2 separate regions of the Homo sapiens genome follow, and region 1 is linked to region 2. A link is an interaction called in ENCODE POLR2A ChIA-PET data of the cell type or tissue named here. Cell type or tissue: PC-9. All regions are shown on one strand.

Evidence for each region. ChIA-PET counts read pairs that join two places held together with the same protein. Peaks named below come from ENCODE experiments on the same cell type or tissue, not always from the same donor. Only the 100,000 strongest peaks of a DNase experiment are listed, where the experiment ranks them.
Region 1: POLR2A ChIA-PET joins it to region 2 with 5 read pairs; 2 of 35 experiments call an interaction of 5 or more read pairs at or near these places.

The regions. Positions count from the first base shown.
Region 1 is chr10:27,135,379-27,143,378 of GRCh38, reverse strand. It overlaps YME1L1 (YME1 like 1 ATPase), which reads left to right. Exons shown (of 19, transcript NM_014263.4): 4 at 894-992; 5 at 6,994-7,103. Among named protein-coding and RNA genes, the nearest start is that of YME1L1, 15 kb to the left of the region's middle. RefSeq lists an enhancer at 7,734-7,903. In PC-9, no CTCF peak of the experiment used is centred here; no DNase peak of the experiment used is centred here.
Region 2 is chr10:28,526,823-28,534,822 of GRCh38, reverse strand. It overlaps WAC (WW domain containing adaptor with coiled-coil), which reads right to left and starts at 1,705. Exons shown (of 14, transcript NM_016628.5): 1 at 1,203-1,705; 2 at 789-825. The coding sequence starts at 1,243. It overlaps WAC-AS1 (WAC antisense RNA 1), which reads left to right and starts at 2,469. Exons shown (of 3, transcript NR_033805.1): 1 at 2,469-3,088. RefSeq lists silencers at 702-951, 962-1,071, 1,222-1,301, 1,512-1,661, 2,032-2,451 and enhancers at 1,812-2,001, 1,622-2,305. In PC-9, CTCF peaks have their summits at 1,802 and 2,030; a DNase peak (open chromatin) is centred at 1,762; H3K4me3 peaks cover 3,313 bases; H3K27ac peaks cover 2,114 bases.

The DNA of each region.
Region 1 (8,000 bases), 1.4 Mb after region 2:
TTTGTTTTTGAGACTGAGTTTCACTCTTGTTGCCCAGGCGGGAGTGCAATGGCGCGATCTCAGCTCACCACAACTTCTCCCTCCCGGGTTCAAGTGATTCTCCTGCCTCAGCCTCCTGAGTAGCTGAGATTACAGGCATGTGCCACCACACCCGGCTAATTTTGTATTTTTAGTAGAGACGGGGTTTCTCCATGTTGCTCAGGCTGCTCTCAAACTCCCAACCTCAGGTTATCCACCCACCTCTGCCTCCCAAAGTGCTGGAATTACAGGCGTGAGCCACCACACCAGGCCATTTTTATCACTGTTTATTTGAATTTAGTTTCATTAGCTACATTTGTATGCCAGATAAAAAAGATAATGTAGGCTGGGCACAGTGGCTCACGCCTGTAATCCCAGCACTTTGGGAGGCCGAGGTGGGCAGATCAGGAGGTCAGGAGATCAAGACCACATCCTGGCTAACACAGTGAAACCCCGTCTCTACTAAAAATACAAAAAATTAGCCGGGCATGGTGGCGGGCGCCTGTAGTCCCAGCTACTTGGGAGGCCGAGGCAGGAGAATGGCGTGAACCTGGGAGGCAGAGCTTGCGGTGAGCCGAGGTCGTGCCACTGCACTCCAGCCTGGGCGACAGAGCGGGACTCCGTCTCAAAAAAACAATAAATAAATAAAAATAATGTAACCAACAAGTGATAGCTAGTAAATGGAAGAACTGTGAGATGTAGTTAAATTAGCGATGCTTTAGATACTTTCATAAAAGCAGTCATATCATGGATAAATAAAAGTTGAAACTCATATTGTGATTTCCCTAATATTTGATAGAATTATTTATATTTCATAGGATTTTTGTTTTTTGGTTTGGAAATTAGAAAATTTACTTTTTGCAATTTCCCTCCAGGTAACTTAGATATATTTAGTACATTACGTTCCTCTTGCTTGTATCGACATCATTCAAGAGCTCTTCAAAGCATTTGTTCAGATCTTCAGTACTGGCCAGGTATGAAGCAACAACCATAAATTGTGGAAAAAAAAATATTTATTTACTATAGTCTGATTTGTCTTTCTTAATGGTATTAATTCTAAACATTCATTTGCAATTCACAGGACCTAAAGAGTATTTGGAATTAATGAGTTTGGGTACTTCTGTATAATTTTTAATCTGGAAAATATATAGGAGCTAAATTTTGAGCGTGATAGTGCCACAATAAATCAAACTCCAGGGAACTTATCTACGCTTGTTTCAAGATAAATGACTAACCACATTTGCTTACTCATCCTCACTTTCAAAAGCCCATTGAAATTAATTTTATATATATATATATGAGAAAAAAAGAGCAACAACAGAAGCGTTCCGTTAACGGACGAGAAATTTGAGGGCTTTCAGTAAGTTGTAAAATAAGTGACATCAAATTGACAGTAAAATCAAATTTGCATTTATTCATATAATTTTTGAATACAAGGCACTAGTGATAGATGTCAGGTGATAGTGATCACTGTAAATGAAAAAGACATGTTTTCTACCTTCATGGGACTAATGGTGTCATGAAAGAGGTGAGTACTTCTGTTTCCAGTAGTAGAACTCAGGAAAAACCCCACTTCCAGAGCCAGTAAAATTGGGCACTGGGATGGGATGGAATAAACAGTTGAAGATTGCCAGAAATGGGCCAATCACAGTGCAGATATGGCCTTTAACCTTTAGATAAATTAGCAAAAAACACCTTTCTAATAAGACGTCTGTGTGTGTGTGTGTGTGTGTGTGTGTGTGTGTGTGTGTGTGTGTGTCGAGGGACATCTGTCTGTGGAGACTCCTGGTTTGAGCATTGATGCCAAGGAAAGAAAGAAGCTAGCACCCCAGATTACTTTGGTTTTGAATTACACATTCGCTAAAGTATTCTGCTCATTTAGCATAGTCCATGTTTTATATTCTAAGTATATTTACTTTTGCTAGTGTTGAGGATACCCATTTGTAGTCAATACTGATGACTGTATTTGTTTTGTTTTGTTTTGTTTTTGAGATGGAGTTTTCCTCTTGTGACCCAGGCTGGAGTGCAGTGGCACTTCCTGGGTTCAAGCAATTCTCCTGCCTCAGCCTCCTGAGGAGCTGGGATTACAGGTTCCCACCACCAGGCCCAGCTAATTTTTGTATTTTTAGTAGAGACGGGGTTTCACCATGTTGGCCGGGCTGGTCTCAGAACTCCTGACCTTAGGTGATCCGCCTGCCTTGGCCTTCTAAAGTGTTGGGATGACAGCATGAGCCACGGTGCCAGGCCCTGATCACTGTATTCTTATTTATAAATACAAATGGATTACCAAGAATCCACATATTTGAGGAAAACTTAAAGCATAAAAGAGAGGCACCAATTTCAGCAAAGAGACTAATAACCCTCTAAAGAAATAGTTAATGCAGAAGACAGAAGAAGACAGCTGATACGTTTTTAGCTATTGTTGGAAGATGTATAAAAACTGAGCGTGTGTTACCTAGGGTATGAAAACTATCTTAATAAATTTTCCTAATGTTGTAACTCTGAGGTTAGATTCTCTCAATGTCAGAAAATAAAGATAAAAATCCAGTAACAGAAAAGACAGCTTAAAAAAATACCTAAATACGGCCAGGCACAGTGGCTTATGCCTGTAATCCCAGCACTTTGGTAGGCCGAGGAGGGTGGATCACAAGGTCAGAAGTTCAAGACCAGCCTGGCCAACATAGTGAAACCCCATCTCTACTAAAAATACAAAAATTAGCCAGGCATGGTGGCGTGTGCCTGTAATCCCAGCTACTTGGGAGGCTGAGGCAGGAGAATCACTTGAACCCAGGAGGCGGAGGTTGCAGTGAGCCGAGACCGCGCCACTGAACTCCAGCCTGGCAACAGAGCGAGACTCCGTCTCAAAAAACAAAAAAGACAAAAAAAACCTAAATACTTGAAATTTTTAAAACCCTTTTCTAAATGTCTCACGACTGAATGGAAATAAAACCGGGATTACAGACACTCAGTAATGAACCACAGTGAAAATCTGTATATCAGACTCTTGGTGAGGACAAAATGACATTGAGGGCGTTATATAATTTACTGAGAAATCAGGCTGGATGCAGTGGCTTATGCCTGTAATCCCAGCACTTTGGGAGGCTGAGTCAGGTGGATCACCTGAGGTCGGGAGTTCAAGACCAGCATGGCCAACATGGTAAAACCCCGTTCTCCACTAAAAAAGAAATACAAAATTAGCCAGGTGTGGTGGCACATGCCTGTAATCTCAGCTACTCGGGAGGCTGAGGCAGGATAATCGCTTGAACCTGGGAGATGGAAGTTTCAGTGAGCCAAGATGGCACCTCCATCCTGGGCAACAGAGCAAGACTTTGTCTCAAAAAGAAAAAAAAATTTAAGATATAAAGATAGAAAATAAATTGAATTTCTGAAAAATAATAGAAGAAATTAATACACACAAAGCAAACATTTTAAAATAATAGGTGGAAATAGTTTTAATTAAACCAAAAACAAATTTAGTATAAAAAAAGGAACAATTTAACAATTCTGATTAAGAAACAACAGGAAAATACAGACAGTATTAGAAGTATGAGTGGGAATTGCCATGGATATGTGAAGGTTTTAAAATTGCAAGGTAGTATGTGTAACTTTATGTCAAAAATAAAAATATGTTGAAATGGACAATTGTCTAAGCAATTAATTAACAAAGTTAACCCAAGAAGAGATAGGATAATAACCATGAAGTTTAAAAGACAGTATTTTAAAAATATTGTCCCTTTGCCCCAGAGGCACTAGGTTCAGATAATTTTTATGGCTGCATTCTTCTAGAATCTTGAGTTTCTTTTTAATTTAAAACCTTATTAAAAAGAAAAAGATAGAGTTCCCTATTTATTCCATGAGATTGCTGTTAGTAAAACTTTTTAGTATTAGCATAAGGCCAGGCACTGTGGATCACACCTGTAATCCCAACACTTTGGGATGATCGCTTGAAGCCAGGAGTTCAAAACAAGCCCAGACATCATCTCAACAACAGCAACAAAAATTAGCCCGTCGTGGTATCATGCCCCTGTAGTTCTGGATACTTGGGAGGCTGAGGTGAAAGGTTTGCTTGAGCCCAAAGTTCAAGGTTACAGTGAGCTATGATCATGCCACCGTACTTCAGCTTGAGTGACAGCAAGATCCTATCTAAAAAATATATATATGTATATATGTATGTATCTGTGTCTGAATGTATATACACACGCAAGCACGACAGAGGAACAAAATAGATGTGTTTCACTTAACAGAAATCCTAAATAAAATCTGAAGAAAGCAAATCTAGAAATGTGCTAAAAATATTATATCATGATTAAGGAATACAAAAGTGATTTAAGATTATTAGTAAGTCAATTTATCATATTGATTAGAAAAGAAAAATATCATTATTTCAATGTATGATAAAAAGACATGATATATTTTAATTGCTGTGCTTCCTGAAAACTCTTAGAAAGTTAGAAATGGAAGGAAACTTAAAATTTATTAAACATCTATTATGTTCCTGTTAATTTGAGAAACATGGAGTATCCTGGTTTTTTTTTCAGCATTAATTTGGAGATTCTGAACAATATGATTTAAAAGAAAACGAAATGAGCCATATGTAAGTCAAAAGAAGGAGTAAAATTATAATTTGCAGGTGATAACGATTGTTTACCAGAAAATTCAAGAAAATCATCCAAAAGGCTGTTGAAATAAAGAGTTCACTGCATTGTCCATACCAGATAAATGCATAAAAATCAATAGCTTTCTTATATTCTAGCGGCAGGTTTTATTTACAATTTCTTTAAAACCCAGTAAATGTTTTATCCTGACAGGAAATATACAACATAGATATATACACACATACACACGTGTGTGTATGAAGCTTTACTGAAGGAAATGAAAGAGGAACTGAGTGAAATAAAATAAGGCCATAATCCTATTTGGAAGAACTAGGTATTACAACAGTATCAATTTACACCCAAATTTGTAAAGTCAATACAACCCCAATCAAAACTCTAATGACCCACTTGGGAAATCGAGAAGTTGATTTTAAACTTAATTTGGAATAACTGAGTACATGTTAAAAGAATACTAATGAAGGGGATTTTATCCTACTTAAGTACATGAAAATACAGATATTTAGCCATGGAAATCAGTAGTGTAGTATTACAAATAACTAAAATTAAAAAATTTAACCTAGTGCTGACATACATCAGTGCAACAAAATTAAGAATTTTGAATCAATAAGCAAATGATGGATTATCAAATGTTATCAGCCTAAGTGGCTGTTTTGGAAAAATCAAGTTCTTTTCTTACATCATACCAAAAAAAAAAGTTCCAAATATGTTAAAGGGTTGAAAACAAAAATATAAAACTGAAAATATTAGAAGTAAGTAGACTACCTTTAAAATCTTAGTTTGGCAATGAAACTCTAATCAAGTTAAAATGCAGAAAACACAGCAAAGGTATGGCTGCACTGAGCTAATAAATTACTGTATATGATCGAAAGACAAAGACACATTAAAATAAATGTTTACAATATATATAACTAAAGATTACTATCTGTAACATCCATATTATCTAAATAAAAATGGAAAAATGTGCAAAGGACATGCATGGTCAATTTACTAAAGAAATAAAAATAAAAATAGTCAATAAAAATACAGAGGAAGCTTTTCAAAATTTTCCCACACTTGTAATCTGGGAAATGCAAAGTAAAACAAGGTACTGTTATTTTTGCCCGTCAGACTTGCACAAATTTAAAAGATTCATATTATTTAGTGTCGGCAAGGATATGAAGAAAAGGAAACTCATAAGCATTGGTGGGCACATAAATTGATAACAGCCTTTTTTAGAAAGTAGTCTCTTAGTGTCAAACAAAATTTAAACCTTAACAGTGTTTCTTTCAGGAATTCAGTCTACATCTGCTGACATACATATATAAGAATGTTCACCACAGTATTGTTTCCAGCAATAAAAACCAGAAAACAAATAATGTTCAGGGAAATGGTTGAATGAATTGCACTGTGATAAATTGGAAAAGTGTAAACAGCCATTAAACTGAATGCACTGTTCTGTTCTGAAAAATATGCACGAAAAATGAAAATTGCAAAAAATTAGGTACTATTTCTAGAGTAGTTTTTATAGAAAGAGCACCTGTGTGCATGCATACAAGGGTAGTCAGAATTGTTAACAGGTTATACTTCTGGGAAGTGGGATTGGGGCTTGAGAAATTAGAAGACACTAATTTGATACACTTACCCTTTTTTCAAAAACATTATGTAATTACCAAAAACATGTAAAAATCAGTTGTGTAGATTCAATCTATTTTAATTACTTGGTTGGGTTTTTTTTTTTTTTTGAAATCACAGTTTATCAGAGTTGATACTCAGTTTTTTAAATTATATTGTATAACCCTCTGACTTCTCTATTTACCTTTATCCCCTATCAACATAAAAAATAGGCCAGGCGCGGTGGCTCACGCCTATAATCCCAGCACTGTGGGAGGCCAAGGCAGGTGGATCACCTGAGGTTAGGAGGCTGAGGCAGGATAGTTGCTTGAACCCAGGAGGCGGAGGTTGCAGTGAGCAGCAATGCCTTGCACTCCAGCCTGGGCAACAAGAGTGAAACTCCATCTCAAATAAATAAATAAATAAATAAATAAATAAATAAATAAATAAATAAAGTTCCTTTTGAAAAAAGGAGGATAGAAAAAACTATAAGCTGGGCATGATAGATTTAAGTTCTCAGACCTAATCCCAGCTCTTTGGGAGGCTGAGGCAAGAGGACTGCTTGAGCCCAGGAGTTCAAGGCCAGCCTGGGCAATAAAAGGAGACCCCGTCTCTACAAAAAAGAAGGAAACAAAGGAAAACGTATTGAAGTGTCAGGCAAATTAGATAGACTAGGATATACAGGTAGGGTGTCAGACTTTAGAATCTTAGGCATTTTTCTTTTCCTGTAACAATTTATAGTGACAGTGAATGGTATTGTTTTATTTAGTTTTCATACAGTCTCGGGGTTTTAAAACTTTGAAATCAAGGACACGACGTCTCCAGTCTACCTCCGAGAGATTAGCTGAAACACAGAATATAGCGCCATCATTCGTGAAGGTAATTAGACCTTTTTATGATCCAAAAAGCAAATATTTTCAAGTTGTTAGAGTGAGGAGCTTCAATATCTGATTTCTTTTGTTGGCTGATAGATATTCTTCCTTCTTTCCACTAATAATAAGGGATTAGTAACCTGTGTAATCATTATACCTCTAACTCTTCTGGGCACCAGACTTGCCTCTCCACTTACTAGATTTTTTTCCCACAAACCTACACCTGTCGAGGTGTTCTCTGTATTAATGAGCAGCATCCACCCAAGCTAAAAACCTGGCTATCAACCTACGTTTGTCCATGTTGCCTTACCTCCCACATCCATTAACCACTAAAGTCCTGTTGATCCAACCTCCTAAATATTTCTTACATCTGTTCCACTGCCATAGATAGGCTATAACTATTTGTTGCCTAAATTACTGTAATGAATACTTGTTTAGTCTCCTTGCCTCTAGTCTTGCTGCGTTCAGTCCAGCCTCCAGACTGCCACCCATCAATCTTTCTAAAATAATGATCTAGTTATATTACTCTGCTTTATTGCTTACCTCCACCTGATACACTGGGAATTTCATCATTTGATCTCTACCTGCCATGTTTCTCTTCTCACCATTCAATATGCCCCTCTGTTTCCCTGCTCCTCTCTTGGCATTGAAGTCTTATATAAGATTGCTTACAGTTCTTGAGCACTGAAGGCTATTGATTCATGCCTCCGTCAGATTGTTCATAGTGTTTATTCCCTGTGTTTTAGATGTCCTATTCTCTGTAAGGCCTTTTCCATATTCCTGAGGTAGCATTGATTTACCACCATACATAATACTTCTAACATAATATCAAAATGATTTAAGAAACTTAGTTATTTATATATCTTTTTCCAGTAGACTGAAAACTTTAAGATCAGTGGTTTAT
Region 2 (8,000 bases):
AGAAGACAGTGTTTTCAAATTCAGCTGTATAACACAACCATCAGGTTAGAAACCTGCTCTCTAGTCCTTTAAGATGTAGAAAGTGTTTTCTGCAGTCATCTGATGGTTAACAATCATTATGAGGTTTCCCTCCTGAAAATTGGGGCCACTTTCATCATAATCCTTAGAACTTCACACACAATGACTGCAGTAACAAAAAGGAACCCACCTACCTAGAACCACCTACATCAGAATGATTATCCAAGTACCCAAAGACCTCAATTCTTACAGAAACAAAAGCACACATATCTTTTACTTGTAAGGCAATTAAGTATACCAAAAATATTAAAAGGGGAAAGGGTAGTACTTTATAACCGACTTGAAAGTTGTAAGTCATTTAGCTATTTACCCAAGTTCTTCACTTAATTTTAATACCTTTACATTAACTTTTCAGTTCCCCCAACACAATAAATAAATAAATAAGCCTCGTAAGTCACCTATCATCTCATCCCATCGATTCCTTCACTCGCAAATAATCAAATAATCGAGTCAGGTCTTTCTGGCTGCAAATGATTCTTTTTTCCTAAATCAGCGAACTCCCTCCAGTCACCTGTCAAAATAAGTCACTAAACCTTGCTGGAGAGCGCTAAAGGAACCAAACCTGGAATTTTAAGGGGATCCGCGGTGCTAGTTTCAGATGTGTTGCACCGAAGGGCCTGTATCGACTTCTGAGGCCTGCGCTCGAGTAGCAGTCCCTCCCTTCCCCCTCCGGCCCCTTCCAATCCCTCCACCCCGGCCTCGGCTGGTACCTGGTAAGGCTGCGAGTCCCCCCTCCGGTCGTGACAGCTGAAAAACAGGAAGAGAAGGCAGCGACATAAGACACGGCGCGGGTGGGGGGCCGGGGAGGAAGAAAACGGGGCCCCCGCCGCCCCTCCCCGCGGGAGACCTACCGAGCGCCCCAGCGCCGAGCCCCGCACGCACACGGCACAAACCCGGAGCCTCCGGAAGGGCCGGAGAGGGCGAAATGCCGCGAAGCCGGGCCCCCGCTCCCCGCCACACTGCGTTCCCGCCCGCCCGCCCGCGCGGCCGCTCCTCCTCCCCAACCCGATCCGGATCAGGGTTAACAACAAAAATGGCGGCCCGGCCAGCTCCAGATAAGGAGGAACAGCCCCCCCGCCGCCGCCCCCCGCCGCCGCCCGGCCCGAAACGAAAAGACAATTTACCCATCACTGAGTCTCTGCTGTTTCCTCGCATACATTACCATCAATGCCCGGCCTGTGAGTGTGTGTCGGGGAGGGGGGAGAGCGGCCGCGAAAGGCGGGCGGGCGCGCAGGCGGCGGCGGCGGCGGGCGGCGGGCAGCCCCGGCACCTGGGCCCGGCGCGCCCTCGGCGACTCTCATCAGCTCCCAGTTACTGGCGCCGGCGCTCCCGGGCCATCTCCCTCCGTCGACACCACGCTCACTCTCAGCCGGGGCAGCGGCGCCAACTACACGGCGGCACCGCGAACCGGGGGGAGGGGGGCAAGACGACGCGTCCGGCTCAGCCCCGCGGAGAGCGACTGCCTCCTCCGCCTTCTCCTCCTCCTGCTCCGCCGCCTCCTCCCCTCCTCCCCCCGCCGCCGCCGCTGCTGCCGCCGCCTGGTCCTTCTTCTCCTCCTCCTCCTCCCGCCGCCGCCGCCGCCGCTGGTGCCGCCGCTGCCGCTCCACCAACTACATCCGGGCAACTCGGACGCTGCCGCCTTCGGGAAACCTCGGCAGTTTCCGCCGGGCCCCTCCTCTCCCACCCTCGGCCTTCCTCCCCGCACCGCGCGGGTCCGGAACACCGCCCTCGGCAAACCTCGGCTGGCTCCGGCCTTTCTCCTCCTCTGAGGCCTGGATCTTCTCTTCGCGACCAGTCTGCCCTTTCCTTCTTTTCCTCACTCGCGAGTCGGCCACCGCCGTTCCCGTTTAGGGATAGTCTCGCTCGGGCGCCTGCTCGAGGCTGATCTCAGGGGCTCCGGGCTGCGCAGGGAGGGAGCCGCCTTCCGGAAGAGGACGGTGGGGCGCGAGGGAAGCCATCGCGGACTAAATAAGGGAGGCTGCAGCGGCTGCGCGTGCGCCCAGAGGCGCAGCGGGAGGGGGTGCTCTCGGGCGAGCTCTCCGGCCGCGGCCCCCGCCCCTGCGCTGTCGGGCGGGGAGGTCGGAAACCCCCTGGCGAGACCACGGGCGGACGCTTCCCGAAGAGCTGCCTGGGCTGCAGCCGCGGAAGCTGCGTTCTGGGGAGCGGGGAGCGTGCTCCGGCGCCTTCGGGCCGCTGCTGGAAGCCGGAACCGAGCCCGGGCCGCTGCCCCTCACCGGACGCCGCGCGCCACCGGCCCTCCGCGGGGCAGGGGCTGCTGCGAGCTCGCCGGGCGCCCTTTAGACGTAAGTCTCACCCTGCGCCCCGAGGCAGGAAGGAGCGCGTGCAGTCCCGGCCAGAAACGGCTAATAGGAAGGGCTGAGGGGTTCTGTGTTCAAGGCAGAAGGCCGTGCGTCAGGGCGGCCCTCAGCGGAGATGCGTGCACGGAGCGGGGAGCGCCGCTCGGGGCAGGGAATGAAAGCGGCGCTTGAGACTGGAAATTTAGGGAGATGAGTTCCTTGGGAACAACGCTGAACCATCTCACTGCCCCACCCTACCCCTTGTTATTTTTTTTTGAGACAGGTCTCGCGCTGTCGTCCAGTCTGAGTGCAGTGACGCGATCACGGCTCACTGCAGCCTCGACCTCCGGGGCTTACGGGTCATCCCACCTCAGCCCTCTAAGTAGCTGGCACCACGGGCATGCACCACCACACCCGGCTAATTTTTTAAAAAAAGTTTTTCCGGAGATAGGGTCTCGCTGTGTTACCCAGGCTGGTCTCGAACCCCTGGCCTGAAGCGATCCTCCCGCCTCGGCCTCCCAAAGTGCTGGGATTACAGGCGTGAGCCACTGCGCTCGGCTTTTCACCCCTTTCTAACGTTTTCCATCCCTTTCTAACGTTTTCCATACCCAGCGGTGCCCTGCCCACCCTCTCTTTATCTCTCACTTTTCCCTCCTCTGTTTCTTCCTCGCTGAAGTCCATTGGTGAAAGAAAATTCATGTGAAAGTTCTCAGGTGTGTTAAGTGAAATTGCTACAAATTTGATTTTATGTACTGCTGCAGGTACATTGAGAGAAGAAACGTGAAGTATACCAAACAACCGTTAGTTGAGAGTGGTGGTATTCGGGTGATTGGTTGACTTTTTTTTTTTTTTTTGCACTATTTGTAAGGCAACATAGTTTAATGAAAAGAATTGTGGTAAACATAATTAGGTGATTAACACAGAAGAGGCAAATAGTAAACAAGTCAGAAGAAACAACCCCCTCCAAAAAATAAAAAGTAACTGATTTACTTGGTATCCAAGAAGTTACGTTATTGCTAGACCTAATAGAATGGAGAGATGGAATGATGTAGGGAGAAAGGCTCTGAAATCACAACTGGTTGGAAAAAAAATTTTAATTACATAATCTTATTTGTCACATCCATCTGCCAGATGTAGAGCTTATTGCTGTTTGTGGAGATGTGCAGACCAATAAAAAGCCTATTTAATGCTCTCTTAAACTACCAGTAACTAAAAAAAAAAATTGACAGTGACTGAAATTATGAAAACAAAAAAATTCGGTAGCATCTTAACATGTAATTTCTGACATATTTGTAGTGAATCCATTGAAGACAAACATCAGAGGAGTACAACAAATAACATTTCATAGAAACTTTGAAAACTGGCAGCAAAATTACTACTAATTTGTTTGATAACTAGATGTCTGCTGAAATTGGTATAAACCATTTGCTCAAAAGTAGCCAGGCATGGTGATGCATGCCTGTATTCCTAGCTACTCCCAGAGGCTGAAGCTGAACAATCACTTTAGTCCAGGAGTTCGAGACTGCAGTGAGTCATGATCACACCAGTGCACTCCAGCCTGGACGACAGAGGGAGACCCTGTCTCAAAAAGTAAATAGGCCGGATGCAGTGGGTCATGCCTGTAATCCCAGCACCTTGGGAGGCCAAGTCAGGTGGATCATTTTGAGGTCTGGAGTTTGAGACTAGCCTGGCCAACATTTTGAAACCCCATCTGTACTAAAAATATAAAAGTTAGCCAGGTGTGGTGGTGTGCGCCTGTAATCCCAGTTATTCGGGAGACTGAGGCAGGAGAATCACTTGGGCCTGGGAGGCGGAGGTTGTGGTGAGCCAAGATCTTGCCACTGCACTCCAGTCTGGGTGACAGTGAGACACTGTCTCTAAATAAAACCACATTATCAAAAGTCTGATCTGCTCTCCTTTACAGAAATACTTTATCTTTACTTCTCTCTCGAACCCACAGACTTCATTCCCACACTTCTGGACCTGTTCAAGATCATCTGTAGCATCCATGTTTTCAAGTCTGATTTTTATTTCTCAGTCTTCATCTCCACTTGTCAGCAGCATTTGACACAGCTGATAACTTTCTTCTCCTTAAAGTTCCTTATCTTGCCTACCAGGATTTCATTTTCTTTCTTGCTTCTCTTCCTTCCCAAATGGCTGTTCCTTAGACTCCTTACTGGTTTCTCCTTCTTTTCCAGCCTCTAAATGCTGGAGTGGCGTGAGATTCAAATCTTACAACCCGCACTCCTCTGTTCTCTCTCCCTAGGCAATCTCATTCAGATCTCTGGCTGGATGAAACCCACATTTGAATTTCCAGTCCACACCTTTCCTCTGAACACAAGACTCACACTTAACTGCCTACTGTATAGCACTGCTTGAGTTTCTAACAGGCATCACAAACTTAATGTATTCAAAACGAAACTCTTAATCTCCCCCCACCCCAAACAAGTCCTGCTGAGATCTTCCCAATCTCTTGAAATGACAACTCCATTCTTCTAGTGGAGGCTAAAAACTTTGGAGTCATCTTTGATTGTTTTATATCTCACATTGACTCCATCAACAAATTTTGCCAGCATTACCTTCAAAATGTATCCACAATCTGATCTCTGTAACCCACCTCCAGCAAGTTCACTCTGGTCCAAGCCACCATCATTAAACCTGGACCGTGGCAAAGGCTTTCTAACTGATCTTGCCCTTCTATGCCTGCTTCCACATTGTTTGCTGTCTCATACAGTGCAGTAATCCCTTAAAAAGTCAGATAATATTCCAATCTTGAATAAAAGCCAAAGTTATAGCCATGATCCACTAGGCCATATGTAAACTGCCTGTTACTTCTGGCTTCTTATCCACTGACTTCTTTATTTGCTCTTTTTTTGTTTTTGTTTTTGTTTTTGTTTGAGACTGATTCTCACTGTCGCCAGGCTGGAGTGCAGTGGGATGATCTTGGCTCACTGCAACCTCTGCCTCCCAGGTTCAAGCAATGCTCCTGCCTCAGCCTCCTGAGTAGCTGGGACTACAGGCACGTGCCACCACACCCAGCTAATTTTTGTATTTTTAGTAGAGACGGGGTTTCACCATGTTGGCCAGGATGGTCTCCATCTCTTGACCTCGTGATCCACCCACCTCAGCCTCCCAAAGTGCTGGGATTACAGGCGTGAGCCACCGCGCTCAGCCCTGCTTTCTCATTCTTTTCCCACCATTCTACCCTCCCTCCCTGTTTTCTCCAGTATACCAAGCATGCCTCTGCCTCAGGACCTTTGCACTGCTGTCCCTTTGCCTGGAATCCTCTTCCCCCTTAGTACTTGCTTGGCTCACACCCTCACTTCTTCAGGTCTCTGCTTAAGTCTTGTCTTGTTTAATTGAGAACTCTACATGATGGCGCCCTACCACCATGTTGCTCCCTTAACCCTGATCTATTTTTCCTAAACCATTTGCCATATATTTTGTTTATTGGTTGTTTCCCACTAGAATGAATGCTTCATGTGGCATACCATAAATATTTGTTGAATTAAAGGATATTTGCCTGCAGAAACGTATACGATAAAAATAGCAAAATTGAATTCTCAAGAGGAAAAAGCTTGGGTTCTATTTCTGTTTGCTTTGTGAAAGAATAAAAGAATTACAAATCCAGTCCTGTTCTCACAAATAAGATGGAGGATAAAGCTAGATTATTCCTAATACAGGCAAAATATTGTAATAGATATTAAAAAATGTACATGAATTTGCATGTATAGCAAATCTTAAAGCAGATTATTTACACTGCTATCTAATGAGAAATATCAAGTTTGCAAATGAGTAAAAGACCCATATTTCAACCTGTAGACTGAATACATACCAACCAATAGAGGGGAAAAACTATCAACTCATAGGTTATATATAGGTTGACCAAGATTTTAATGTGATTCTATTGAAGGAAGAACTGAAGGAAGAACCAAAAAGTGAAATCCTCAAGCCTCTAGTTGTGAAAGGGATTTTTTTTTTTTTTTTGAGACAGAGTCTGACTCTATAGCCAGGCTGGAGTGCAGTGGTGTGATCTCAGCTCCCTGCAGCCTCCACCTCCCGGGTTCAAGCGATTCTCCTGCCTCAGCCTCCCAAGTAGCTGGGACTATGGGTGCGTGCCACCACACCCAGCTAATCTTTGTGTTTTTAGTAGATGGGGTTTCACCATGTTGGCCAGGATGGTCTCGATCTCTTGACCTTGTGACCTGCCACCTCCGCCTCCCAAAGTGCTGGGATTACAGGCGTGAACCACCACGCCTGGCCAAAAGGGACTTTAAAAAGCTTTGTTGCAATTTCTAAAACATCATAAGGATATATTTCCAAAAATTTTCACATACTTCATTTCTATCTCTTTTTTCTCTGTCCTTGCCTTCCTCACAAACTCAGCCTAGTATAGTGATTAAAAGCGTGGGTTTTAGAATCAGTATGACATTGCGTAGAGCTCAGGCTACATTATTGACTACCAACATCACCTTGGGCAAATTACTAGTCTTGAGGATTATCCTGCTTTGTCTCTAAACTTCACTTAATAGGGTATAGTACTGTTTGTGAAAAGTAATTGAAATTGTGTAAATAATTTAGCAGTACCTGGCACATACATGTTTCGCTACTGGTGGTTATTCATTTTGAAAAAATAGTATTGAAGTTCTGCGTATCAAGTCTTAGGAACATAGTGTTAAGCAAAGTCACTTGGGTTTTGCTCTTATGGAGTTTGTATTTTAAGAATAATACATAACTAAAAGGAGATGCTTTGGGATCTCAGATTTGTGATATGAAGCTTTCATTCAATTATGACGAAAAATAAGAAACTGCAACAAAAATTACTATCTAGGAAAGGGGAGTAAACACCAGGACGTCACCATATCAACATATGGTACTAGGCAGGGATGATGTAAATAATGCAATCAACAGATCTTGGGAGAATTACTTACTGACTCAAGATTGGCCATTTTTTAAAGTTCTTCCAAGTAATAGATACTAAAGTTCAGCTAATATTGAGAAGCATACCCTAAACCCTTTACCTGTGTCTGGCGAAACTTCAACCTGAGTTAATCCAACCATTCATTTTCTGAGCACCTCTGAGCAGTTGCATGCTGCTGAAGATTATAAAATAATAGAATATACTGATTCCACTTAAGCCTCATCATCACCAAAATCAAATGACATAGTAATTTAGAAAGTAATAAGTGCTACAGAGAACAGTAGGTAAAGTGTTGGATGGAGGAGTAATGTTTTCAAGTAGAGTGGTTATTGAGCACATGGCGTTTGAGCAAAGATTTGAAGGTGATGAGGTAGCAAGCTATACAGGTGTCTGGAAAGGAATGTTTCTGGCAAAGGGGACAGCAAGAGCAAAGGTCCTGAGGAAAGACTGCCTAATGTGTTCAGAAATAATAAGGAAAGCTCTGTGATTGAAGGGCAGTGACTGAGAGGGAAAATATTAGGAAATGAGGTGAGGTTAAAGAAGTGGGTGGAGGAACAGACTGTGAAGAATCTTATAGGCCATTATAAGAAGATTGGCTTTTATTCTGAGTTAATTGGGAAGCCATTGAAAAGTTATGAGCAGAAAATGACATGGCTACTGTGTTGAAAATATCTGTATTGCAAGGCAAGGAGCAGGGAAACCAG